Linked DNA regions of Mus musculus: region 2 is linked to region 1. The links are chromatin loops, found by intact Hi-C in ENCODE. Cell type or tissue: left cerebral cortex. All regions are shown on one strand. Links, peaks and the distances in the headings refer to the core of each region. The heading gives the core; the rest is flanking DNA. Region 1 holds the start of Nwd2 (NACHT and WD repeat domain containing 2). Region 2 overlaps 0610040J01Rik (RIKEN cDNA 0610040J01 gene).

What was found. Peaks named below come from ENCODE experiments on the same cell type or tissue, not always from the same donor. Only the 100,000 strongest peaks of a DNase experiment are listed, where the experiment ranks them.
Region 2: it touches region 1 in a loop (3-fold over the local background); 2 of 42 quality-filtered maps call a loop at or near these places.

What each region holds. Positions count from the first base shown.
Region 1 is chr5:63,643,419-63,656,253 of GRCm38, reverse strand. It overlaps Nwd2 (NACHT and WD repeat domain containing 2), which reads right to left and starts at 7,151. Exons shown (of 7, transcript NM_177006.3): 1 at 5,934-7,151. The coding sequence starts at 6,084. In left cerebral cortex, for the core only: CTCF peaks have their summits at 7,086 and 7,844; DNase peaks (open chromatin) are centred at 6,434, 6,935, 7,076, 7,870 and 5 more places; H3K4me3 peaks cover 4,940 bases; H3K27ac peaks cover 3,374 bases.
Region 2 is chr5:63,880,865-63,893,699 of GRCm38, reverse strand. The region is part of intron 2 of 0610040J01Rik (RIKEN cDNA 0610040J01 gene); the gene reads right to left. It also overlaps a transcript of Rell1 not described here. Among named protein-coding and RNA genes, the nearest start is that of 0610040J01Rik, 75 kb to the right of the region's middle. In left cerebral cortex, for the core only: CTCF peaks have their summits at 6,548 and 6,748 (motif pointing right); DNase peaks (open chromatin) are centred at 3,156 and 6,848.

The DNA of each region.
Region 1 (12,835 bases), core at 2,625-10,624:
CTCCCTGGTGCTTCTTGACTGCTCCTCTGCTCTCTTTCTTTACTCTTTACCTTTAGTCTTTATCTTTGCTCTTGTATCTCTAGTATGACATATATCACATACATTATTGGATGTGGACAGACTCCATCAGAGCAGACACCTGATCTGTATGGTGACTGCTGAATGGATGCATGGCATCCACTTAGAACTGAATGTTCAAGAACATCTTTAGTTGAAGGAATGAATGTGTCTGCTTCCTCCTGGGCTCCACATTGTTTCTTGGTGCTGAAGACCCTCTACCCCTTTGTCCCATCCTCTCCATTGCAGAATATGGGCTGGAAGCATGGAACTTCTTAGACTTGTTGGGTGCAAGGACAGCCATTTGCATTTCTGGCCTATCAAAGCTGGGCATGAGAATATAACTCTTGAAGATGATGAGTACAGATATGTAAGTGAAAATACACAGTGGAAAAAAATCCTCAATATCATTTTCTCCATTCATATGTCTCTCTACAGTTGGAGAACAATGTGCAGAGAAGTGTAGCCCTGGACCACTATACTATCCTTCCCTGGGGATGCATGACATCTGAACGGAAGGCAATGGAGAAATTCTTCTGCTATTGCTTATGGCATCTGACATGTGATTTTTAGCAAACATGTCATTTTGCAGAGGCTGCTGGCTATTTGGTATCCATGGGCACTTCTACAGCATCCTGTCCTCTGGGTGGAAGCTTTTGCAATGGGACCTAAATGCTTATCCTGACTTTATTCTGAAAGCTTTGCAGTGAGTTTTGAAAACACCCAATTCTATGAACAGTCTAGAGTAGAAAGGTTTCTTTTTTGTAGCCAAGTTTTAACAAATGACTGATGCATACCTTGTTCCTGTCATAGACACACCTACACATTGCCTGGATATCACTGGAAAATAAGACAATGATTTAAAAAAAAACAAACCTTTATTGTTTCCTATGTAGCCAGAACTTGTGCAAGTAAGTGCGCTGTGTGCTTTAGCTTATTTACTCTACTCTCTAACCTATGCAGCAGCTGCTGTTATCTTCTTTCATGCATTACGAACCTGGAGACAAAGGAGCTGAACTTGCTCAGAAGTAGTATTGAATAGCAGATTGAAAATACAAGCCCAGAATGCTTGACTAAAAAGTCTATTAAGTTTATTGATAATTAGAACTCCCACTTTCTCCAGTAATGTCTGCCTAAGGACCAAGGAGACACAATCAGTAGACTTTTAATGTCTGTGTATTAGTAATGCCCCATGTATGCTTATCATGAAGTGGCAAAGTTGGCATATTCTCCTTCAAGATTCTTGATTATTTTTAAAGATATTCTTGGGTCATCAAGTCATCTGTATGTGCATATATATATATATGTACATGAGTACATACATGTGCATTGGCTATAGTTATTTTCTTGGCTATACATAAAGATAGCAGAAAAGGGAGCCATGAATGGTTAGTGTGATAGAAAGGTAAGAATAAAAATTTTTGTAGGTCTCTTGTGAATCATGGTGCATATTTCTTTGTTTGGGTAGAAATGCAAATTAATTGAAGTAACCAGAGGTTCCATTCCACTGAACTTGTGTGGCCATGAGACAGGATGTCATCTCTTCTATGGCCTCCATTATGATGGAGAATACAATTTCCAACTGAAGATCTTAAGGCGTAATTAGAGTCTGGGAAGATATAAAGTCACATGACCAAAGAACAGGAAATGGGAATGGTCTGAGTCATCAAAACTGGGTGTGAGCATACAACCCTTAAAGACGATCAGTTGGAAAATCCAAGTGGACATGGATAATGATGAACGCTGGGGAGGTTTTCTCCATTCCTGATTTCTTTTCACATGTATAGTGAATCGTACTAGCACAGTAGCCCTGAACACACAATGCTATGGTCTACTCTGCTCTCATTGGATGGCTTCATTTGGAAGGAAAATCTAAGCACAGAAGCTGGGAAACTCCTTTAAGTATTTCCAGGAAAGCTACAATTCTTCTTCTCACCCATGTTTTAGATTTGAAAAGAGTCAACTCTGTCCTGGGCAAGAGGCCCAATTATCTGCTCCTCCTCTGGGAGCTGGGAACTCTGTGTAGTTGTGGATTTTTTTGGGGGGAACTGAGTTTGCATAGACTAAATCACATTCTCCCATAAAGTCCATATCTATTAGCTGCAGTATCAAAATCCCCAAGTCTTAGTGAACAACAGACTGCCCTCAGTTTGAGTGATGGCATAGCCTGAAACTTTATTTGACATGAAGCCACTTATTGTCTTTATCCACTTAGAGCAGTGGTTTTCAACCTCCTAATGCTATGGCCCTTTAATACAGTTTCTTATATTGTGGTGACCCCTAACCAAAAAAGTATTTTGTTGCTACTTCATAACTATAATTTTGGTATTTTATGAATTGTAATGTAAATATCTGATATGCAGAAGATATCTGATATGTGACTTCCAAAGGGGTCACAACCCACAGGTTGAGAATCACTTAAAGTTTTGTGTCAGTGGCCACATTTATATGTAATTAAGTTCATTAATTGACACAATGTTTATATCATTAAATTTATTAAAATTAATAAAATTCAGATTTTTAGTCATACTATTCAGTACTCAGCCATCACATATGACTAATGCCATCAGGCAGACATTTCTAGCATTTAGGGAAGGCACTACACAACATTTACTAAAGTGAAGGGTTCTTAAAGACACATGTGTGGCATGTCTGATAATCCAGACCCCACATATTGAATAGAAAATACTCATTTTCTCAGGGGAGACAGCAGAGATTACCAACTCATATCTATTCCAGGAGATCACAGGGTACAGGACCATGGGCTTGAATCATTCTTTGTCAATAACAAAGGGAATGTCTTATCTCTCTATTGTATAAAGGTTTTATTTAATTTACCCTTCAAAATAGATATATGGAATATGAGAGCCTTTATATTCTAATATCTGGGAAACTCACACAGTATTTTTTCCTTTCCATCTGTTTAGGCTGGTTAAGCTAATCACAGTAGACAATTTTGTATGTGTCTTGAAAACATTTTTTTTCCACAGAAGTATAAACGTTATTCCGGAAGAAAAGCAGTGGTTACATGACACAAAAACTTCCAAGGATTAGAAATATGGCACAAATGAATGAGAGTGAGATTAGGTAAAGTCCATTCAATCAATTAAGTTTGGATAATGTGATGGTCTCACCCTGCAAAGTACTCAGCATCATCTATGCAGTAAAGACAGGTCAGATGTAAATATACTTTTGGAGAAGTACAAGTCCTTTACAGTCTGAAATTCTGTTGCATGTCCCATGACTCCCTCTCAGTGGGAAGAAGTGGGTTGGGCTGGTTATGTTCCCTTTTAGTTGCTCATATTCTTGGAGTTAGACAATTCTGTGCAGCACGAACCCACCATATTTGGCCATGTAGATGTGAGACATTTACAGGGATCTGGGTGCTGCCTAGACTGGCAAAGAACAGCAACATAAGGATTTTAAGTTTCCTATGGGATCTGCTTATTTCACTCTTCTTTACGACTCTAGAAAAGTAGCTTCACTGCAAACAGCCTTAGTTGTCTCACCTGTAGAATAGGAAGAATTCCTTTATCCACCACTTTTAGAGAGGCTGTTAGAGGATGAAATAAAAATGGAATGAGCTAATACATGGGAAACTATCCATTCTGAAGGCACATATTGCTGTCATTGTGGAGAGGGAAATTCCAATTCCACACTAGTTTTGTAAAGCAATACCTATTAAAAACCAATCCTCTCAGCAAGACTTTTGTTGGATTTCCCAAAACAAAACAAAACAAAACAAAACAAAACAAAACAAAACAAAACAAAACCTACTATGCCTTCAACACAAAACAGCTTTATGAGTATAATGCAAATTGGGTTTCTGCTTCTAAAGGAAACATGAGATAATGTCTTTTGTCTTAATTTGACAGTGGAAAGGCTCTTTATCTTTAGTATTGTCCAAGAATCTAATATTGGATGCTACCGAAACACAAGCACTCGCTTTCTAAATTGCATCCATAAAGATGCCATGGTAAAGTGCTGCCTCAGATGGAGCATTTCCCAGCATTTTAAGGCTTCAGGTTGAGAGCATTAAAAATGCCCATCTCTGCCTATTTTCAATATGCCCTTGGCTCTTCAATCTGGATAAAATTCAGAGTCCTGCTTCTACTAAAACTTCTCAAGTAAGCTTCATATTTCTGGTCCTTTAAGATCAGCCTGGAAACTGTCCAGCAAAATCATTTGACCAATAGGGGTGGCTTGTGTTTGCTTGCTTTCCTCTGCTTAGTGTGTGTTTAAGTTTTTAATGCAACTAAGTTGAGAGTTTGAAGAATACCATGCAGGTGCAGGTGTAACACATATTAATTGTTTTCCAGTTTCTACTTAAGCTGGCAGCATCAATTCATTATCATGCAATCCCATAAAAGGCACATTTAAAGCAAGAAACAAGTTAACCACTGCTTACATTAACAGAACACTCACACTATTTTAGAAGCAGTTTTCTTAAAGGACAAGATAAGAGTTTTAGTTGGCTTCACAGCAGGGCAAACAATTCACGTGGCAATTAAGAAAACCTTGGATAACTGAAAATGGCAAGACTAGACATTATCTAACATAATTCTTTTCGCCATTATGCTGAGACTTGTAGATTTCCTGAACCCTAACTTTAACAAGGCTGTCCATTTTATGGTTATTTAAACATTTCCCATGCCCAAGTCCTGGTTGGTATACTTGCTATGGAAGGATTCTTAATGTTGTCAGGTCTTCCTAAAAGCACCCTTTATTAGGTTCTGGGAAAGTGAGTTGTAAGCTCAGGGAAAGGCAGTCAGGCCCTCCACGCATAGAACTCTCCTTAATTTTGTATTATTTATTTAATTATTTCCCCATTCCATTGTGACCACAAGTACTTTACCAGAAATTTCCAGTAGCTCACCCCTCCCCTTTAGAAGTGCTTGTTTCCAGAAAGTTACCTTTTCTGTCCTTTTACAGCAACAAAATAGAGCTTTGGATGTTTAATGGATCAAACTCTTCAGTGATTATTTGAATGTGAACTTTTTGTTTTGTTTTGTTTTTCTTCAATTAGGTCAGAGGTTTGCTGTGGTACAGAAAAAGTTAATTCACAACAGGCTTGTATAATCTTACACATCCTTCTTAAGTCTCTTTCATTCTCTCTCATTCTCTCTCTCTCTCTCTCTCTCTCTCTCTCTCTCTCTCTCTCTCTCTCTCTCTCTCTCTCTCTCTCTCTCTCCCCTGAACTCTTATCCACTTTGCTATGTGCATTCTTCATTTTCTCACCATTCACTGGAAAGGAGAGTTAACCTTAGGAACCAAGAACTACTCAATGCAGCATCTATCTGGTGGTGCTTGACCCACGCTTGACCTGCTCAGGAGAGAACAAGTCCCAGTGCCCAACTAAGATGAGCTCATCTGAGTGGACCAGCACTAATTCAGCTCTGGGTTGGGGGGCCGCTCCCTGGACCTCCACTGGCCTTTCTATCTGCAGGACCAGTGTTTCAAGGAACATACTTGGCACTTGAGTGAGAACGAGTGACAGCAGGGAACCCCTTTCAGTCACAGGCCACCAGAGGCTAGCTATTATTTGTGTATTAGGTAAAAGAAACCCATTAAAGAGGCAAAGGCGATGGAGTAGTAGAGGCAGAATTGATCTTCTAGAAAGTCTACCAATAACGCCTTTGCGATGTTTTAGATTGACTCCTGGAAGACAAGTGTGTCCTAGTAGTCAGCAGGGGAGCGGATGAGCTCAAGAAAATTAAGGGATTGGAATGAAATTCCCACGCGCTTGGGGGCTGCAGAGGGAGGCAGGGAGCGCAGGGAAGCAGGGCGTACCCCGCTGTGCGGGCCCCATACACTTTCGGACCCGCGCAGATCAAAGGAAGGACCAACAGACCTACTTAAAGCGCCAAGGGACTTACCTTCAGGGTTGGCGCTGATGAAGACCCGGACGCTGCGACCGGCGGGTACCAGGTGAGAAGGAAGGGCGGTGAGATTACCAGAGAACGCCGCCCGCCGGAGCGCGGAGTCCCGGGGACAGGGCAGCTTGGTGCCCGCACCGGCCGGCCACATCGCCCTGTGGGAGGGAAGATCAGCTGCCACCACCGTCTCTGCTTCTCGGGTCTTTGACCCTCCGCGGTCCCGCGAGGGCGATGTCCGCCGGCGAAGCAGCTCAGAGTCGCTCGGAGCTCTGAGCGCAGCCGGCGAGCTTCGCAGCGCTCAGCAGCCGCTTTGGAGCAGCGGCCATAGGGACCCTCGGGTCCCCAGTTGTTGTCGCCTCCTACACCTCTGAGGACTGCCTTGACTCCCGCCCGAGGCTCGGCGCCGCAGCGCAGGAGGTCAGCGTGGAGGATGCTACGCGGGCGGTGCCAGGTTGCACCGAGAAGAGCCCGCTCCTCTCCTGGAGCCCGTAGCCATGTCCCTACTGGTGTCCACCGCGGGAGGAGGGGGCAGCCGGGCGTCGGGGACCTGGCGGAGGACCAGAGCAGGTCAAAGTTTAGGAGACGGTGGCAGGAGTCGGTCAGGACTCTCAGAAACAACGCGGCTCACGGGGCGGCTGCGGTGTAGATGCGCGGGCTGGGGGCAGCCCGGGGACCTCTTGGTTTCCTAGGAGGACTCGCACCAGAACCCCAGGCGGCTCCCTCAGTGAAGGACAGGAGATCGATCTGCCCGAGATTCCTGCTATCCTCCCTCGAACTCCCCTAAAGGTCAAACCAGCTCTGTGCATTTGCGGGAATCCAGTCGCGCGGGCGTCTGCAAGCCTTTGCCAAGTCCCCCAAAGTTCAATGCTCCTCCACACCACACGCCAAGGGGCTGGAGCATTAAAGCTCCAGGCATTGAGAAAGGTTCTCCCTGCCTCTCGTGGCGTGGGAGGACACGTCTCGCCTCGGCGCTCTCTCCCCACGCTCGTGCAATCGGGGGATTTTTATAGCTAAGCCACGATGCTCACGTGGCCCTCCCCGCGTGGTCGCGGACCCTTTTGGGGAGCGAGTCTCTGCGGGCAGTTCTCCTAGACCTTTAAAGGACCAGGGAGCCTCCCTGCTCCCGCTGAGAAGCCTTTCCTGGCTGTTCGCCCTCCTGTGGGCGCGCAGGAACCAGGCGGCTTCCAGGGCATTGGGAGCCCCACGCAGTAGTGGGTGTGAGCTCTGGCTCAAGGGAAGGATGCAACTACAGAGAAAGACTCTCTGCCACGCCCCACTTCTGGCAAAGTGCAAGGGGCCTTTGTTTGGGGGCCTAGGTGGCAAAGTTGGCTCAAGGTTGTTGGTAATCTGCACTCACTGAAGGGGCCTGAATCACTTTCTTTGAGGGGGATCAGACTGTGCATCCTGGGGCCAGGGTCTGAACATCTGCAGGATCCCAAGTGGCATGAGATGCAGAGAAGTCCAAATGTGTAATTGCCGTCACCCTCTGAAACCCTACAAACTCCAGGAGAGGAGATAAGAGTGATTTTATTGAATGGGGAAGTAGGAAGAAGGGAGTATTTGGAGCCTGCCTTGAAGCTGGACCTTCAGATTTCTCATTCTGAGGTTGGGTCAGGATCATATTTTAGAGAGCAAACACAGCCCATCCCACCCCACCCTCGAGACTGGGGAGAGGATGGGTGGGTACAAAGCTTAGTTGGTTGCTCGTATTTCTAATTACCAGTTCTTAGAAACTGAGGTAGTAGGATTTTTGCTAGTGCCAGGACAGGCCAGCCTGGACTATATACAGTGTGAGACCCTGTCTCAAACAAAATGATAGCTAGTCGCTTCATGGCATGTTTATCTTCTCACCTGAAGACTCCTATCCTGGGCATCTTCTGGCATCCCCATCGTCTGCACTTCCTCTGGGTCCTGAGGGTGGCAGTGAAGTCCTACATAGTGCTGTTTACAGTCTTAGAGCACCCCACACCCAACACTCATTCTGGGCTAACCTCTTTGGAAGAACTGGGTCTCTAGGTTTTTAAGGCTCCAACTACTCCTGAGAGTCTGAAGCAGACAGCACTTGTTACTGTGTGATGATTTCACAGAACCCATGAAGAATTCCTGTGGATAACCTAGCCAGCTAGTCAATTAATTCATTCTAGCGAATCAGCTTTTCAAAATCACTATTTCCAAGTAGGAAGGCAATCGGGAGCAGAATCCAGAGACTCTCGCCCTCCATGGCCCCTGGTTATGTACTGAAAATTCTGTAACAGGTAATGAATGCAGAGTGCTGGCCACTGCTCCAGCCTTTACGAAGATATAGTATCCATCCCAGGGAAAGGGTCAGGACTACATTATGCCTCACCTCCCAGCAGTTAAAACAATATGGATAAAATGTTTACAGAGTGTCACCTGCCTGAATCCTCCTCCCCTCTCTTATTTATATTTCTGTTTTTAGACTCAAGATTAGTGTTTGTTTCCTTCAGATCTTGCTCCAGTGTTGAATTTTCTTTGAATGACTTTGGGGTTTTTGGCAGCCTTTGTAACCTAATTAACTTCTAGACAGGCTGAAGTTTAGCATCTGCCTGTGTCACTGCCGACCAAGCCTGCAGAAGAGAGATTTGTCACTGTTCATAGCATAGTCACTGCACCACCACCTTTGCTGGAGGTAAAGCTAAGCATCTTTTGAGTAGTGGGGAGGCATCTGCTTAAAGATACAGAATTGCCTACATCACTCCCACCCAGCCTCCTCCCTTACACTCTCCTAATCTATCTCTTTTTAACAGTCTGAAAACAAAGATTGATTTCTCAGCATGCAGATAGCACAAAGGAGAGGCCACCCATAATGGTAAGATTTAAGTGTCAATTCCTATGGTTTTTCAGCTTGATGAATTAGATTATTGGTTGCTCATTAGATAGATAGAAAGTCCAGATTTTGGAGGCTACTTAATTTTTATCTTTGTTTCAAAATTTTCAGTATTTACTGAAGTTTTATTTACTAATTAATATGGGGTCCTTTGGGAGAACGACTAGAGCTTTTCATTGCCAAGCCACTTCTCCAGCCCTATTTGTTGTCCTTTCAGAAATACTGATAAAAAGAATTTTATTTTAAATGTTGTAAATACTTGCTTAGGTTGTAAATAGGTTGGAAATTAAAAGTGTACCATCTTCTTTGTCTATTATAAACAATGACAACAAAAAAGAAGTTTTATTGCATTTTTGCATATAGGAGAGCAAGGTTAGAAAAATTCCACCAGAAATTACTAATACAAGGTCATAAAGCTAATCTACAGTAGAGCCACGATCCAGGTATTAATGCTCCTGTCAAAGATTTTTTGCAACATAATAAATCCATGTCTGGTCTTGGTTGAGATTTTTTTTTTAACAACCAAGATTATGGCTGCTTCCAAGAAAGAGCACATAGGTCTATACTCCTTCCTCTGTTTTTTATGTTTCTATTTTTTTCATTACAATCCCATAGGGAAATCAATACCATTCCAGAAACAGGCAGGAGATTTTAAAGCACCTAGAAATGAGAAGAGAAAGGAGTCCTGGAACATGGGTCCAAGACCATGCTGCTAAAAACCATTCCCTTCTCTTGTCTCACCCACCCTAGCTAGCAGGCTAGAAGTCCTTATAAAATAGTGGTGCCAGCTCTTTCTAATACTGACCTGTGGGAAGGTGAAATCACTGATAGGCTCCTTCTATTCACTGGGCTGGAAAGAGTCATTTGCTTATAGATTCTATCCTTCTTGATAGAGAAGTTAATGACCTTGAAATAAATCGTAATTCCATTAAACCATTATCTTGTGATATTGCTATACTGAGCACTCCCTGTATGATACACACTGTTTTAAGCTTTAATTAGTATTTTACTTAATTATATTGCATTAAGGGTCTTGGTCTAGCAAGTCCTATCTCCAGTTTAGCATCCTGTCTTAGACACTATAGTCCCTGTATACCCTTTTAAAAATCATTACTTTTTATTTTAATACATTTAAAATTAAAATAGAATTACATTGCTTTCCTTCTCCCTGTCTTCCCTTCAGCTTCTTTCAAGTGCCCTGTCAACTTCTTCCATGCCCTCCCTCTCAAACTGATAGCCTCTTTCTCACTCTTGTTACATATAAATGTATGTTTAATTATACATAAATATTTAAATACATCGCACTAAGTTCATTTTTCTTTTTTTTAAAATTATTTATTTATTATTATATCTAAGTACACTGTAGCTGTCTTCAAACACACCAGAAGAGGGTGTCTGTCAGATCTCATTATGGATGGTTGTGAGTCATCATGTGGTTGCTGGGATTTGAACTCAGGACCTTCAGAAGAGCAGTCAGTGCTCTTAACCGCTGAGCCATCTCTCCAGCCCCCAAGTTCATTTTTCTTATCTTTGTGTATGTGGTTTCAGGGCTGACCACTTTGTATTGGCATCATCCCTGGGGTAGGCTCAGCAGACATTCCTTGTCTGTCATTGTTTGTATAGGTGGGACGCCAATGGACACAATGGAGTACTACTCAGCTATTAAAAAGAATGAATTTATGAAATTCCTAGCCAAATGGATGGACCTGGAGGGCATCATCCTGAGTGAGGTAACACATTCACAAAGGAACTCACACAATATGTACTCACTGATAAGTGGATATTAGCCCAAAACTTAGGATACCCAAGATATAAGATACAATTTGCTAAACACATGAAACTCAAGAAGAATGAAGACTGAAGTGTGGACACTATGCCCCTCCTTAGAAGTGGGAACAAAACACTCATGGAAGGAGTTACAGAGACAAAGTTTGGAGCTGAGACGAAAGGATGGACCATGTAGAGGCTGCCATATCCAGGGATCCACCCCATAATCAGCTTCCAAACGCTGACACCATTGCATACACTAGCAAGATTTTATCAAAAGGACCCAGATGTAGCTGTCTCTTGTGAGACTATGCTGGGGCCTAGCAAACACAGAAGTGGATGCTCACAGTCAGCTATTGGATGGATCACAGGGCTCCCAATGGAGGAGCTAGAGAAAGTACCCAAGGAGCTAAAGGGATCTGCAACCCTGTAGGTGGAACAACATTATGAACTAACCAGTACCCCGGAGCTCTTGACTCTAGCTGCATATGTTTCAAAAGATGGCCTAGTCGGCCATCACTGGAAAGAGAGGCCCATTGGACTTGCAAACTGTATATGCCCCAGTACAGGGAAATGCCAGGGCCAAAAAAAAAAAAAAAAAAAAATGGGAATGAGTGGGTAGGGAAGTGGGGGGGGGGGGGAGGGTATGGGGAACTTTTGGGATAGCATTGGAAATGTAATTGAGGAAAATATGTAATAAAAAAATAAATAAAAAAGAAATTTCCCACGTTTCATGCCCCTTTAGCACATCTATTGATGCTGCCATTGTTCTGATCTTGCTTAGGCAGCCATTTCTAGGAGAACTGTCTCCCAGGAGACTTTCTGGTATTTGGGCTCTAACAGTCTTTCCACTCCTCTTCCCTAATGTCCCAATGTTCCCTGAGCCATAAATGCAAGAGTTATGATAAAGATCTATTCACTGGGGCTGGGCTCCCCATAATCTCTTATCTCGGCATTGCATCTACTTGTAGAAATATGTTATGGTTTCCATTTGCTATAAAGATAAGCTTCTTTGATCAGGGGTGGTAGCTACACTTATCTTTGGGTATAAAGATATGATTTAGAATGTCCTTTGGAATTATGTAGTATTCTATTCTAAGATACATGACCTTGCTAGCCCTGGGAAGCCCAGTAGGTTTCTAGTACTAGGCAAGATTTCCCTCCTGTTGAGTGGACCAATTATACAGCTGTTATATACCATCAACATGTGAGGGCCACTTATGGTACATTTAGGGATAGATTGACATGCTGGACATTGTTGTAGTTACTAGATGTTGCAGCTGGGTAGGACTATTGATTGGCTCTCTCCATTGGCAGCTTTTGTAGTATGTTCTGATTCCAAGGAAGTTAGACTGCAGGTGGGGGCTGTGGGGGAGCTTTCAGGCTAGATCCATCCTAAATAGTACAAGTCCTGTGTTGTTAATGTGTGGAGTCTTCTGTAATATGGGCTTATCCTCAATCTCTGAGAATCAATAGAAGGCCACAGTAATAGTCTATATTTTGGGAGTTACTTGTACTACCCTGATGAAAGAAAGTTTTTTTTTTTTTTTTTTTTTTTTTTTTTTTTTTTTGCATGTGTATGTTACTTTTTTCCCCCCTCATGGATCTTCTTATAGGGAGTCCATAATATACAAACATATCTCACCCACTCCCATTGTTGTGATGATGACTGGGGGTTTCCATCCCATTTCAGGCTTTGTCATATGCACATTTCTTTCGAGTTTGTGGTAAGGACTACCATGGAAATTCCAGAGTCAGAGCTTACATGACTGGCTCTGACCCCAATGTGTGTGCCCACATGTACACTTGTATCTGTGTACATCAAATATCCTGACCGGAAAACTGGTTGGCTGTTCTGAGTTTGTGCTGTCAGTGGGTAGGGTAGTTTTAATGCCCACAGTGTGATGAAGAAAGCCAAACAAACCCATATTTCCAGTCCCTCTGAGGGAATCAAACCACTGGAGTCAGACACACACTGTTTGTGTTTCCCAAGCCTGAGGCAAGATCTTTGATACAATATTACATTCATGCTCTCAGTGGCTTTCTGATTCAGTGATAAATATTTGATTGTCTTTGCTAATGTGAAAAATGAATAATAAATGGTCACTCAAGCCAAGACTCTACTCCCAGAGTTCCAGCTCAGGATATGAGCGAGACCATCTGCTTACTTGTTTACAAAATGGAAAATTTCAGTAGATGTGAGAATTCATCAGCATAACAATTTGTCAACATGGATGGTTGATTCAGAGGTGTCTGCAGCTTGAGAGAAAATGCAGCAGCTGAGTTT
Region 2 (12,835 bases), core at 2,904-10,903, 240 kb before region 1:
CCACCCACCTACATACACACAGGCATAAGTGCACACACACACACATACATATGTACACACACACACACACACACACACACACACACACACACACACACATACACACACACTCAGTAGCTTCTAGGATTACACACCTAGATCCAGCTCCCCTTTCTGCTTCCCTTTCTGCTCGTAATGCAGATCAAGTGGAGAAATCATTTCGATTAAGAAGTGCTATGCTCATTCTTTTACCCCCTCCAGCCCCTCTTTTCCTCCCCTCTTTCCTTTCCCATTTCAGCACTGACTCTGAAATCCTGACCTGCAATAAACAACTTTGTTTACTTTGGAACCTTGTTTAAATAGCTGAGGCACCATGAAATATTATCAGTGAGCAGGTAGGCCGGCTTTGGGCAGATGGTCCTATAACTGAGGCACTGTTAAATGTTATCAGTGAGTCGCTAGGTCAGCTTTGGGAGCTCTAGTTTAGCAGCTGAAATGGAGGGAGAAAGAAGCCAAGGCAGGCAGGAGGGGCAGTTGGTCAACAACTTCCATGATACCTCCCAGTGCCCTAGAGGCTGCTGGGGTCCTGGGGTACTCATGACCTGGTGCAGTTTGAAACCTTCTGCTGGGCTCAGACCACAGAGCCAATTGCTTAGAAATCCAAGAGTGGTTGGGATGCAACCTTCCTCTTCTGAAACCACAGGCTTCCCAAGGCAGGCAGCAGATAGACAGAGGCTGGGCATGGAATCCAAGGCCTTCCTTTGCTTAAGTGTTTCTTGAGGTTCTCCTCTTCTCTGCCAGGGAAAGACAGGATCCACACTGCTCTCCCAAACCCTTCCATTGGGGCTCTGTGAGTAGCCTTTCCCTCTTTAGGGTCAGCTTCCTGTCTTTCTCCAGCACCAACTCCCTTAGGGTTCACTTCCTGGCACTTCCTGGCTTTCCTTCAGGCCCAGTCCCATGCCAGAGAGCCATGCTTTCTGAGTCTGGTACCAACCTGAACGGTGGGACATTCTTCCTGGTTCAGGTCCTCCTGCCCTTCTTTTCCCACTCTGTGATTTCCTGTCCTGATGGCATTCCTTTCTCAAATGGCTGGCTTGAATGTTCAAGGTTGTGTGACCGCTTCCCACCCCCCAGCCCCCGCAGGTGAAAAGGGGAGGGGTCAATGTGCTCAGCACCACCGCCACCCCACGCCTGCCCACATCCATAGTTGCAATTAGTCTCCCTCATGCACATATCAGATCAAGTTCGATCCATTCCCCATGCCTTCATCAATATCCCATCCATATCTTCTGTGGAGCAAGCAAAAGGGAAACATCTGTCCTCTGGCATGATACACAGAAGTAGAAAAACGCCAGCCCTTGAAGGAGCAGGCTGTCTGCCTTCCCCCTGCTTGTCTTTTAGAAGCAGCTGCCTAACTTACAGTGGGAGCCCTTGATGGCTAAGGGGACTCAAAATGTGCTTTGTCTTTGGAGCGATATACATGGCAACAGGGAAGCAAAGGGGACATCTTCTGCAGCCAGGGTTTGGTTTACACAAGGGAAAAGCAAATACCATTAGCGTGGTTGAGTCTAACCACTGCTGGCGCCACCTGCTCCTGCACTCCCACATGCTGCTTGATTCTGCCCCGGTTTCGTGTTGAAGTTAAACAGCCCTGTGTTTGAAGACGGCCATGGCCACATTAGTTAGTGGTAAAGTCTCCTGGCAGGAAAAGCCTGTTTTACAATGGGGATGTGGAGGTGGGGGTGTAGGGAGAATGTTGGAGTTTTAAAATAGAGAAATTGACAGCATTCACCATGGTACCCAGGGGTTAGAGCTGGTGTCAAGAGTAATCGCTTGGAGCCAGCTTATAGGGGTTTTATTGGCCAAGTCCAGTGCTATCAGACCATCAAAGTAACAGAACTAGTGAGAATTTTGGCTCACGGAGGAAAAGGCGAGTGACAAGACACATTAAGAGGAGCATGGAAGGGAAAGGGGCAGCTCTGTCACTATATAGGAAACCAGCCAACCAATATACACAAGAGTACAGGACCTAGAAAGATCACCATTTGCTACCACTCATAGTAATGATAATGGATCCGGGTAAGACTCATTGATGGAGGCTGGGGGAACAAGATGGGACAGATGCTGGGGCACAAGGCTGTAGAGCACATTCGCGAGTCACAGTACTCATGAGCTTAGAGCAGCTGTGGTTGACTGCAGGGGGTCTACACAAGTCGGAGGCCCCAAACAGCCCTAGATGGGGCCCTGTCCTTAGGCTGAGCCTCCTCTCAGAGGGAAGCCCCTCCTACTTTTGTGTCAGTCATCTACCTCATTGTACGGTGTGCAAATACACAGAACACTTCACCCTCACTAGTCAAAGGTAGGAACATGGGTGAGTGACAGGCAGGGGATAAAGGGGCTGGGTCCTTGTATGGTTTTGTTTTGTTTTGAAAGTCTTGCTATGTAATCCACTCTAGTCTGGAACTTGCTATCCTCTTTCCTCCACCTCCAGAATAGTGGGACTGTGTGCACCACCTTAGGATATTGGATTGGATAAGGCATTCCAATTGAGTGTCTTCTCATTTCCCTGTTCAGATTGCATGTGCTCACCACCCAGTGGTCCCAAATCGCAAGACAAGTCATGAGCAGAGGGAGAGGAAAAGACCTGGTTCTCTTCCTTCAGCCTGGAAAACAGCCTCTTTCCTCCCTTTGGTACACTTCCAATCATTGAGGACATGCCTCTTCAAGGGTCCCGTGGCATGAGATGTTAAAGTCACTCCCATGAAATAATCTGAGTTTTAAAAAGGCTACTGGGATATTTACAAGAGGGTGTAGTGAAACGAAACACATTTTAAACACTGTTTTGGGAAACTTGCTAATATTCAGAAAAGAGAATCTGTTTTTTAAATCTGATTTCCCAGAACCTGGCCGGAGGGCAAAGTGACCGAACATTTAGGGCACCACTACTGGATGCTGAGCTCCTGGCTCAAGAGGAATGAATGCAAAGTGTGACCATTTGACATCAGCAGGGGCAACCTTCTGTCTACAGAAGACATCAGAGAAGAGGGCCCAACCAGAGAGCATGCTGACTCCAAAGATGACGAGGAATTAGAAGACAAGCTGGGGACTACGAAATCTCATGTGCATGACTTTTTTTCCTACCTAAAGGCATTAAGCTTCTGCTATTTTTGAGATGCTGAAAGGTTATACAACAACTTCTATCACACCCTTAAATACTCCACTTTACACCTTCTCGATAGGCAATGTGCCTTAGATATGAATAAGCATTGCCAAGCACTGGGCTGGATGGGACAGAAGTATGTATATAGAGACATACATACAGTTTTTTTCCATTGTGGTGGCTCAATAGAAATGCCCCCCACAGACTCATGTGTATGAATGCTTGGCACATAGGAAAGGGCACTATTAGGGAGTGCTCCCTTGTTGGAGGAAGTATGTCACTGTGGGGCGAGCTTTGAGGTCTTATATGCTCAAGTTATGCCCAGTGTGGTATACAGTCTCCATCTACTGCTTGCAGATCAAGATGTAGAACTCTCAGCTCCTTCTCTAGCACCACGTCTGCCTGCTTGCTGCCATGTTTCCTTCCATGATGATAATGGACTAAACTTCTGAAATTATAAGTCCCAACTGAAATGTTTTCCTTTATAAGAGTTGCCATGGTCATGGTGTCTCTTCACAATGAAAACCCTAATTAAGACATCCCCAAAGGAGGTTCCCTGGACAAAGGTTTGGGGGAGTAGCAATTAAAGATGAACACATTCAGAATTATAACAAAGGATGGTTTATCTTAGTAAACCCAGTATTTCCCTAAAACATGAGATCACATAACTTATCTTCATAGTAGATTAGCAAGTGATAGAACCCATGCTGTGAGATGCTTTTGAAAAACTGTAATGGAGAGGAAATCCCTTATCATTGGGAGTCTTATGCATCAATGCTATAATGTGAGGTCTCAAGACACTTAGCCAGGTGTAATTCATGCCTGGGTGTCAGAAGTTGGGGTCCTAGCCACAACTCTATGTCCAGCATCACAGATGCAAAAGGGCAGCCTCTTCTCTCGAGTCCTTGTCTACACCAGAAATCTATGCCATCAAAGCTCTCTTCCAGATCTCACCGTCTAGATGCAACAGTGGGAAAGGAGAACTGCCCTACACTACCATCCGCCCCTGGCTTGCTTTGGCTTACATGTCACCTCCTTGAAGCTGAAGAGAAGTCCTGATGGCATCTATTCTATCCTGCACTGGGAAACTCGCTCAAGCTTGCAAAAGTGCTCACAAGCTCATGAAGAAACTACTGAGGTCCACTGGGTCCCAAATCATGGTCCTGATCCAGTGGAGAAAAGTTTTGCTCCAGTGTTCTCTCCTCCATATCCTGCTCTCCATCTCACTCCCTAAAACTCTGGTACTTTGCTTGGCTCAGGTTTCTACAACCAGGGCCACAGAACATGAAGATAAGGACAGAGGTACAACAAGCAGAAGAAGAGAGAGAGTCTCAGATTAAGGAAACCATTCTGGGGAGGTCATCTGATGGCCCCTCTTCTCCTTGTGGTGGGCCTTGGGGAGGGTTCTGAGTACTGGGGAACCCATAGCTAGTGCAGACATTGGGGCCTTCTGGAATACCTGGACTAGGAAACAGAAGCCAGTGTCATCACCTCTTCAGGAGTCACAGCTGGCTTTTCATGGGCACTTCTCAGTGAAAGGCTTCCCTGGGTCTGTTGGAGCTGCATCACTCACAAGACTGCCTCCATGGCCTTGGCGCAGCTGGCCTTGATAGGGATGTCCACATGAGAGGGTGTCTAAAGCACACTGCCATGCTTCCACTTTCAGAACTCAAGAGAAACAAGCCCTGATGCCTAACTTTACTGCCCTGGACTTCCTGGGACCCTTTGCTATGCCTGTTGCATGTGGGGACACATTCTTTTCAAATACCATGATAATACCACTATGCGTCTCTTGCTGTGGTCCTTACCCTACTAAATGACAGTCATTTTGACAGATCTTAAAACCATTTCCCTTGGTCTTCTGTTCGAAATATGACACCCCTTCTGATTTAGTAATTAGTCTATATCTTTAAGACAGATGCTTGACTGGGCCTGGGGAAAGGTTCATGACTGAGAGCCCTTACTGTTCTTGCAGAAAGCCTAAATTCAGCTCTAAGCACCCATGATGGGCAGCTGACAACTGCCTACTGTAACTCCAACTTCACACAGTCTCTGGGTTCTGTGGGCACATTTTTACACAGACATAAGGAAAAATAAGGAAAAATAAGCCATTGGCAGACTCAACACCGGGCAGCATCTTTACTTGTGCAGTGTTCACCAAGCCTCTTATATGTACCAGGCACTGTGCTACATACAATGGAATTATGAGTGTCCCCGAGAAAGCTTATAGCTCCTCAGGCTCTATCTTTCTCTCCCTTCCTCTTCCCTACGCTGTGCGGGGGGAGGGGGGGTGGTGTATTAGTCAGGGTTCTCTCAAGTCACAGAACTTATAGAATGTCTCTACATATTAAGGGAAATTATTGTAATGACTTACAGGCTGCAGTCCAAGTAACCCAACAATGGGCAGCTGTGAATGGGAAGTCCAAGAGTCTAGTAGTCGCTCAGTCCCTCAGGGCTGGGTGTACTGGTCTTCTGTACAAGCTGGGATCCTGAAGAATTAGGTTCCAACAGATATGCTGGCAAGTAAGTGCATACAAGCGAAGAAGAGTGAGCCTTCCTTCTTCCATTGTCCTTATGTAGGCCTCCATCAGGTGTGGCCCAGATTAAAGGTGTGTACCACCACACCTGGTTTTGAAATTTGCTGTCCTAGACTGGCCTTGAATTCAGAGGTCTGCTTGCCTTAGTCTCCTGGGATTAAAGGTGTGTACTACCTTGCCTGGGCCTAAGCTTTTCATGACCACCATGCCTAAGAGAGAGGTAAGTATGAAGGGTGGGATTGGGTAAAAACAAAAAAAAAAATAAAAAAAAACCCATGGAGTGCTATGAAATTTCAATAAACACAGAGAAGACTCATCCCACCACACTAGTAGTTTAATCAATGAACAGTTTAGGTCAGAGACAATTCGTACTAGCATTTCCTCCACTTAGAAGCCTTGCCACTCCCAGCAACTTTACCCCTGAGTGTCACTTGTCTAATCAGGGAGAGTGATAGTTCTTACTTATCAGGGTTGCTATGAAAGTTCAATGAGATGAAACATGTAGACCATTTCGCATCATGCCTGAGTAACTACCGTCGGTACTTATTCAAACACCGCAAAGGATGAAAAGGAGATTTCAGGAGGTTGAGAGAGGTTGCTGTTCTTCCAGAGGACCTGAGTTTGGTTCCTACCAACCTGCCTGGTAGCTCACAGCTACCTGTAACTCTAGCTTGGGGGATCTGATGCCCTCTTCTGGCCTCTGCAGGTACCTACATCTACGTACACATGCCAAGACACATACATGCAATTAAAAATAAAACAAAATGTAATAAACACTGCAGTTGACATGTGAGTGTTTACTATCTGTCTGGTGCTGGTTCAGGGACTTTCTTGTTTTAATCCTTTTCTACTTTACAATAAGCCTTTCAAGTGGCAACAAATGCTATAAAAGTTGGTGAGATAGTGTAGCTATTACCAGTAAAGTGGTTATTGCTTTAGTCATAACGACTTCCTGCTATCTATTTTGCAACGTTGTGGCCTTCCTACACCTTCTCCCCAGATTATGTTCAGTGGCTTTTGCAAACTGTAATTTGCTTTTCTCTTGACTTGAATTTCCCAGCTGTTATTTCATCTACCTACCACCAGGTGGCAGTATAGAGTGGTTATTAATAGTTTAGTTTCAAGAGAAGCACACAGAAGAAATCAGGAAAGCACAAGAATCTGGTGCAAGTCCTGCAGGTGCTAGCCATGGTGAGTAAGGCTGGCCAGCAAGGAACGCTAGCCCGGGCGCATCTGTTGTGTTAGCTCTAGTGGCCATGCTACAATAGCTCTTTGCAGCTCCTACCAGGCGAGGGTTTATTTCTTCCTGTGTGGAGACCTCGGTGGGGGTGGAAAAACCCTTTACGACTCTACATGGGTCCCCATTTCACACAAAACTGTTCACGAAACCCTGAAGTGTGAGAGTCTGGGTTTTTCTCTGCTGTCTCCTTCTGTGGCTGAGGCTGAGGGAATGAGGAGTTTCTGCAGTGTGGAGGGTTCGAGGCCCTCTGGGGCTCTGCATCTCCATCAGTCCGGATTTATAAGCAGGTTCTTGGCAGACACAGCAGCAGAGGGCACTGGGTTGTATTGATTCACCTGAGTCTGAGTGGGGCCCAAGGCCTGGCATTTCTTACCAGCTCCTTGGTGATACTGTCTGGGGCATACCGCTTGGTGATAACTGCCCAACTGCTTCAATGAAACAGACAGTCTTAGTTCCCTGGGTTGCTTTGTCTCTGGTTGGGTCAGGCCAGCTTTATTTATTCAGGTCAGTATCTTCAGGACACTGTAGCATGGTGAGTCCCTAGCAAACAATGAGACATGGTCCTGAATCCTTATAGTGACTGATGATATGATTCAAATCAAGATGCCAGCATGGTGACTTGGATGAAAACTATGTCATCACCATCGAAGTCCCAACACAAAGGCAGGCAGTTTATAAGCATCATAAGACTTCAATTTTTTTTGTTCATTTTTAAAAAAAGTGTTTCATAGCACTGTCTTTTAGCCCTCCTTTCTTTCTTTTACTTTGACATGGTCTTACTCTGTAGCCCAGGCTGTCCTTGAACTTGCATTCCTCCTTCGTCTGTCTTCCAAGTAGTGAGGTTACAGATTTGCTTTAGCATGTCTGTCTACACCTGTAACTCCCCCTTTCCTTCCTTTCTTTCCTCCTTTTTGCTCCTTCTTTCTTTCCTCCCTCTTTCCCTCCATCCCTCCCTTCCTTTCCTTTTGGGAGAAGGTGGAGAGGGCAGGGTCTCATGTGTTCTAGGCTGGCCTCAGCCTCACAGTCCAGCCGAGGATGACCTCGTACCTCTGATCCTGACTTCATTTCCAGAGTGCTGGATCACAGGCATATGTCAGCATACCTATCTTAACGTTGTGCTCAGGATCAAACTCAGTGCTTTGTGGATGCCAGACTGTTACGTCCCCAGTTCATTTTCTGATTTACATGTGGCCCATTTCTCCAGGCTGTGGCATGTAATAGGAAAGCAATGAGAAAATTCAAGTGCCTAAAATATGGAAGTCATTTAAAGAACATACTCTGTCATGTTTGGTTTGCTCTTGGATTCATTCCCTTCCTTCACCCAGCTATTTTTTTCAGGGAACTCTATCCCTGCAGCAATCTTGCCCCGAGATTCCACCCAAGGCAGTGCTGGCCTGGACCAGAGTGCAAAGAGCAGAGACATCAGGAATCCATCTCTTTCTCTCTGTACCTCAGACAGACTCCTATCCATTCCGGGAGCCACTCTGCTCCCTGCAGCTTTTGATGGCCAACAGAAGCCCTTCATGACTGCCTACAGCTCTCATTGTAGATAGGGTCTTAGCACATGTTTTGTTGCGAAAGCCTAATCCCATGGACTGTGTAATTTATAAACTAAAGGAATTACTTTTCAGAATTTGGAGTCTAAGATCTAATGGTTACGTCTGGCAGGGGCCTTCTTGCTCCATCAGCACACGGATGAAGGTTTTACATGGTGCTCTTTAGAGAGAAAATAGGGATGGGACACAGACGAGTGTCCTTAAGAAGGTGAGTGTGGGCAGGAGAACAGGAGAGGACATTCCTTCTTCTCAGCAATCCACTCCTTCATATCACTCCACTAGCCCTAACAGCACCTTCCTACCACCCACAACCTTTAGCACTATCAGTAAAGTTCAACACAATTCGGACACAACTGGGTCAAGTATTCAAATCACAGCAGGTGGAAACATCTACCTGCTCTGACAGTCCATGTCACTGCATTGTCTCATTTGGCTCTCAGCTTCTCCCATATCTGGATAACCCAATGACCACAAAGCGCATACGACTTCCTCGGTTTGAAGGGAGTGATTCCTGTTCCCTTCAGGACCTTGCCTATTATGTATTGTTGTCAAAGGAAGATTGGCTACATGACTACATAACAGTCACTTGACAGTCGCTGGTCTTGGATTCTTCTGAAAGAAGCAGCGTTATGTAATGCACATGGCGTGCTTGCTGTGTGCCTGTGTAGGGCAGGTCACAGAGGTGGCACTGAGGGTGGTCATAGAGGACTTTAGTCTTGTACTTATCTCCACCGAGTTCTCTTTCCTTTTCCAGCCTGCTTGCCCTGCTATGTCACTTCAGGGCAGGTTCCCTTTTTTCCTTCCAATCTCCTATGTCCCCCTTTAGGAGATACCCTAAATCTCCCCCACCCCCAGAAAAAGTGTAAGGGACATAGGACCTTCATACTAGGTTCAATGGTCTTATGGAATCCCCACTATGACCCCTCACATCTGCTGAGATGTGGACACCTCTCTGCTATTAGGCCCTACAATGGCTATTCCTGGTTGTCAACTTGACTACATCTGGAATGAACTACAATCCAGAAATGAAGGGCACACCTGTGATCCAGATCTTGAGACTGGAAAACAGGTTTCTGACCTGGATCTTGACATGGGGATTTTGAGGCATAGTGGCTATGAAAAGCTTAGGCCCAGGCAAGGTAGTACATACCGTTAATCCCAGGAGACGGAGGCAAGGAGAGCTCTGAGTTCAAGGCCAGCCTGAGACAAAGCAAGTTCCGATCCAGGTGTGGTGGTACACAACCTTTAATCTGGGCCATACCTGCTGGAGCCTACATAAGGACATTGGAAGAAGGGAGAGTCACTATTCTTGGACTGTTTGCCCTTACTTGTTGCTGGAGTCTACTTCTACAGAAGACCATCTGAAACACCCAGCCTCATGGGACTCAGCAACTACTACATTCTTGGACTTCCCAATCTTGTTCATTGTTGGGTTAGTTGGTCTACAGACTGTAAATCATTACAATAAATTCCCTTAACATAGAGAGATATTCCATAAGTTCTGTGACTCTAGAGAACTCTGACTAATACAGATCCCATTATTAGTGAGGCTGGTTTTTACTATGCCCAGGAAGGCCTCTGTGGGGCTTCAACTCAATTCCTTAAGAAAAATATCTACAACTCTTAGAGTATGTGATACAAATTTCCCCCTGGACTTGATGGAAAGCTGTCCCTTAGTATCTATGGGGAATGGTTGGTTCTCAAACCCCTACATGCTCCAGTCCTTTCCATAAAATATAGTATTTACATATAATTACACACACACATATATACACATATATATGTAGTATTTGCATATAATACACACATACTCTCCCATATTCTTTAGGCAGTGGCCGTGCCTCTAGCATTTTCAAACACCTCTAGATGATTTATAATGCCTAGAGCAATGTGAGTGCTATGTAGAGTTATTATTCTGTATTGTTAAGGGAAGAGTGAACAAGTTTCCAGACACTGCAGATGCAACCATCAAAGGCGTAACAAGACAGCATGTGCCAATGGTCTTGTAACAGCTTTTCCTAAATATTTTCCATCATCAGTGGGTGGCAGAATCTATAGACGCAGAACCCACAGACAAAGGGCCAAGTGTGTTTGTTGAGGAAGTCACATAGATAGCTCTGAAGAAAGTGGCAGAGCTCAGCTAGCGAGCTCAGCTAATCACATAGCCTTGTATACCATCATGGCCTTTCATCAATGATATTAGATGATTCCTGGAATTCCTGCTTCTTAGGTAGAACCCTATTGCTTAGAATAACTACATGGCATTCAAACTATGTTTAGAGAGAATTCGTGAGCTATAGTGATGGATGTGGGATCCACCAGCTTTGGGTGGGTCCAGGCCACGACCTCCTAGATGACATTTCATCTTTTGGACTATAGACTCATATACCTTGAAGAGCTTTCACAGAATAGTTTTGAGATAATTTTTAAAATCTGAAGGACGACCCCTCTGCCTTCATATGTATAGTTCAAATAGGATTCTTTGTCACGTGTAAAAATTTTTATTTATTTATGTTTTTAGAGACATGGTCCCACTATGTAGCCAAGACTAGCCTTGAACTCGGGATGTTCCTGTTTCTGGCTCCCAAGTGCTAGTTTATAAGCAATTGCCACATGCCTGGCTTCTGGTTTAAGCCATAAAGCAAGCTCAACATGACCCATCTTTAGCTTTGTCTGACCCATCAGAGAACTTGCCATGCCCTTTACTTGTTAAGATCAATTTGACTTCTCAGGCTCTATCACCAGAAGGTCTGGTCACAGTTCACATAAAATCTACATAGGGAGCTATGATAAAACAAATAGATGTGGCCATTGTCTCTGGGTCTTTGGGTCCAGACACAGAGCTTCTAAAGCTTATGCAATTTCCCAAGTCCCAGTGGCCTCTTGATTTGGAAGGAACCCTGCTGACTACTCTTGGGTTTATGCTACTATGAGGTGACTTAAGTGGGGTCCCCTGGATAGCCTCAGAATGTGACCATCACCACAGACACCAAGTGAGGTTTTGATTGGTTCAATATCATCCACTAAACTCTGTCTCTGTCTTTCTCTCTCTGTGTATGTATGTATGTGTGTATGTATGTGTGTATGTGTGTATGTATGTATGTGTGTATGTATGTGTGTATGTGTGTATGTATGTGTGTATGTGTGTATGTATGTATGTGTGTATGTATGTGTGTATGTATGTATGTGTGTTCTTGAGAACACATGCACATGCATGTTCACACTGTATGTTGGGTGATGATAAATATTGGAAATTAAACAGAGATCGAACTCTGCAAATCCCATAGGCACTAGGGGTTGCCCAAAACTGTATAAATGCCCCTGTGCAGTATAAATGCTCCTGTGAGCTGGGAGGGTGGTGTTCCTCAACTCCATGGGGCTTAAGGTTCTGCTCCTGTGGCCTTAACTTTGTTCAGCATCCTCTGGCTGCTCATCCAATTCTTCAAACTATACTTTGTAACAAACCTGTAAACGTACATAACCCAGTAATTTCTCTCAGTTCTGCAACATTGCCCTGCCTTTAAACTTTGATTTATGGCTGCTTGGCCACATGTTCAGGGTCCAGGTTTGTAACCAGCATATGAAATGGGGGCAGTCTTGTGGCTTTGGCCCCTCCACCTGTGGCATCTGGTGCTACCTGCGGGCAGCTGAAGCAGGGAGTTGGTTGGATTGTGTTCACCCAGCTGGTGTGCAGAGCTGGATGGAGGGCTACTCCGTGTGCAAACACTACGCAATGACCTCAGCAGTGCGGTGCGCTGGGAGAGATGGGTTGTTTCTTAGTGGGGCTTAGAAGAGGAGGATGGCCTCTTAAAGTGATGCATAGAAGATGGTCTGCCATTAGAGACCGGGCAGTGGGCTTGGGAGTGGGTTGTTAGAAGCTGGGTGGCCTAAAGTTCATCACAAATCCTCCCTCAATCTCAGCTTTGCCAACATCAAAGTGGGAGGAAGAAAGAGTAATATCCGACCTCATAGGGCTGTTGTGAGTATGGCTCCATACAAACACATGATAAGCCTGGTGGGGTGGTTTGAATAAGAATGCCCCCCCCATAGATTCAAATATTTAAATGCATGCTTATTAAGAAGTGTTGCTACTTGAGAGGGATTAGGAGGGGTCGCTTTGTAGTAGGTGTGGCCTTGTTGTTGGAAAGGGGGACACTTAGCTTTGGGGTTTCGAAAGCTCAAGCCAGGCCTATTGTCTCACTCTTCCTGATACCCACGGATGAAGATGTAGAACTCTCTGCTACCTCTCCAGCACCATGTCTGCCTGCATGCCTCCATGCTTCACAACATAATGACAATGGATTGAACCTCTGAAACTGTAAGCCAGCCCCAATTTAATAGTTTCTTTTATAAGAGTTTTCAT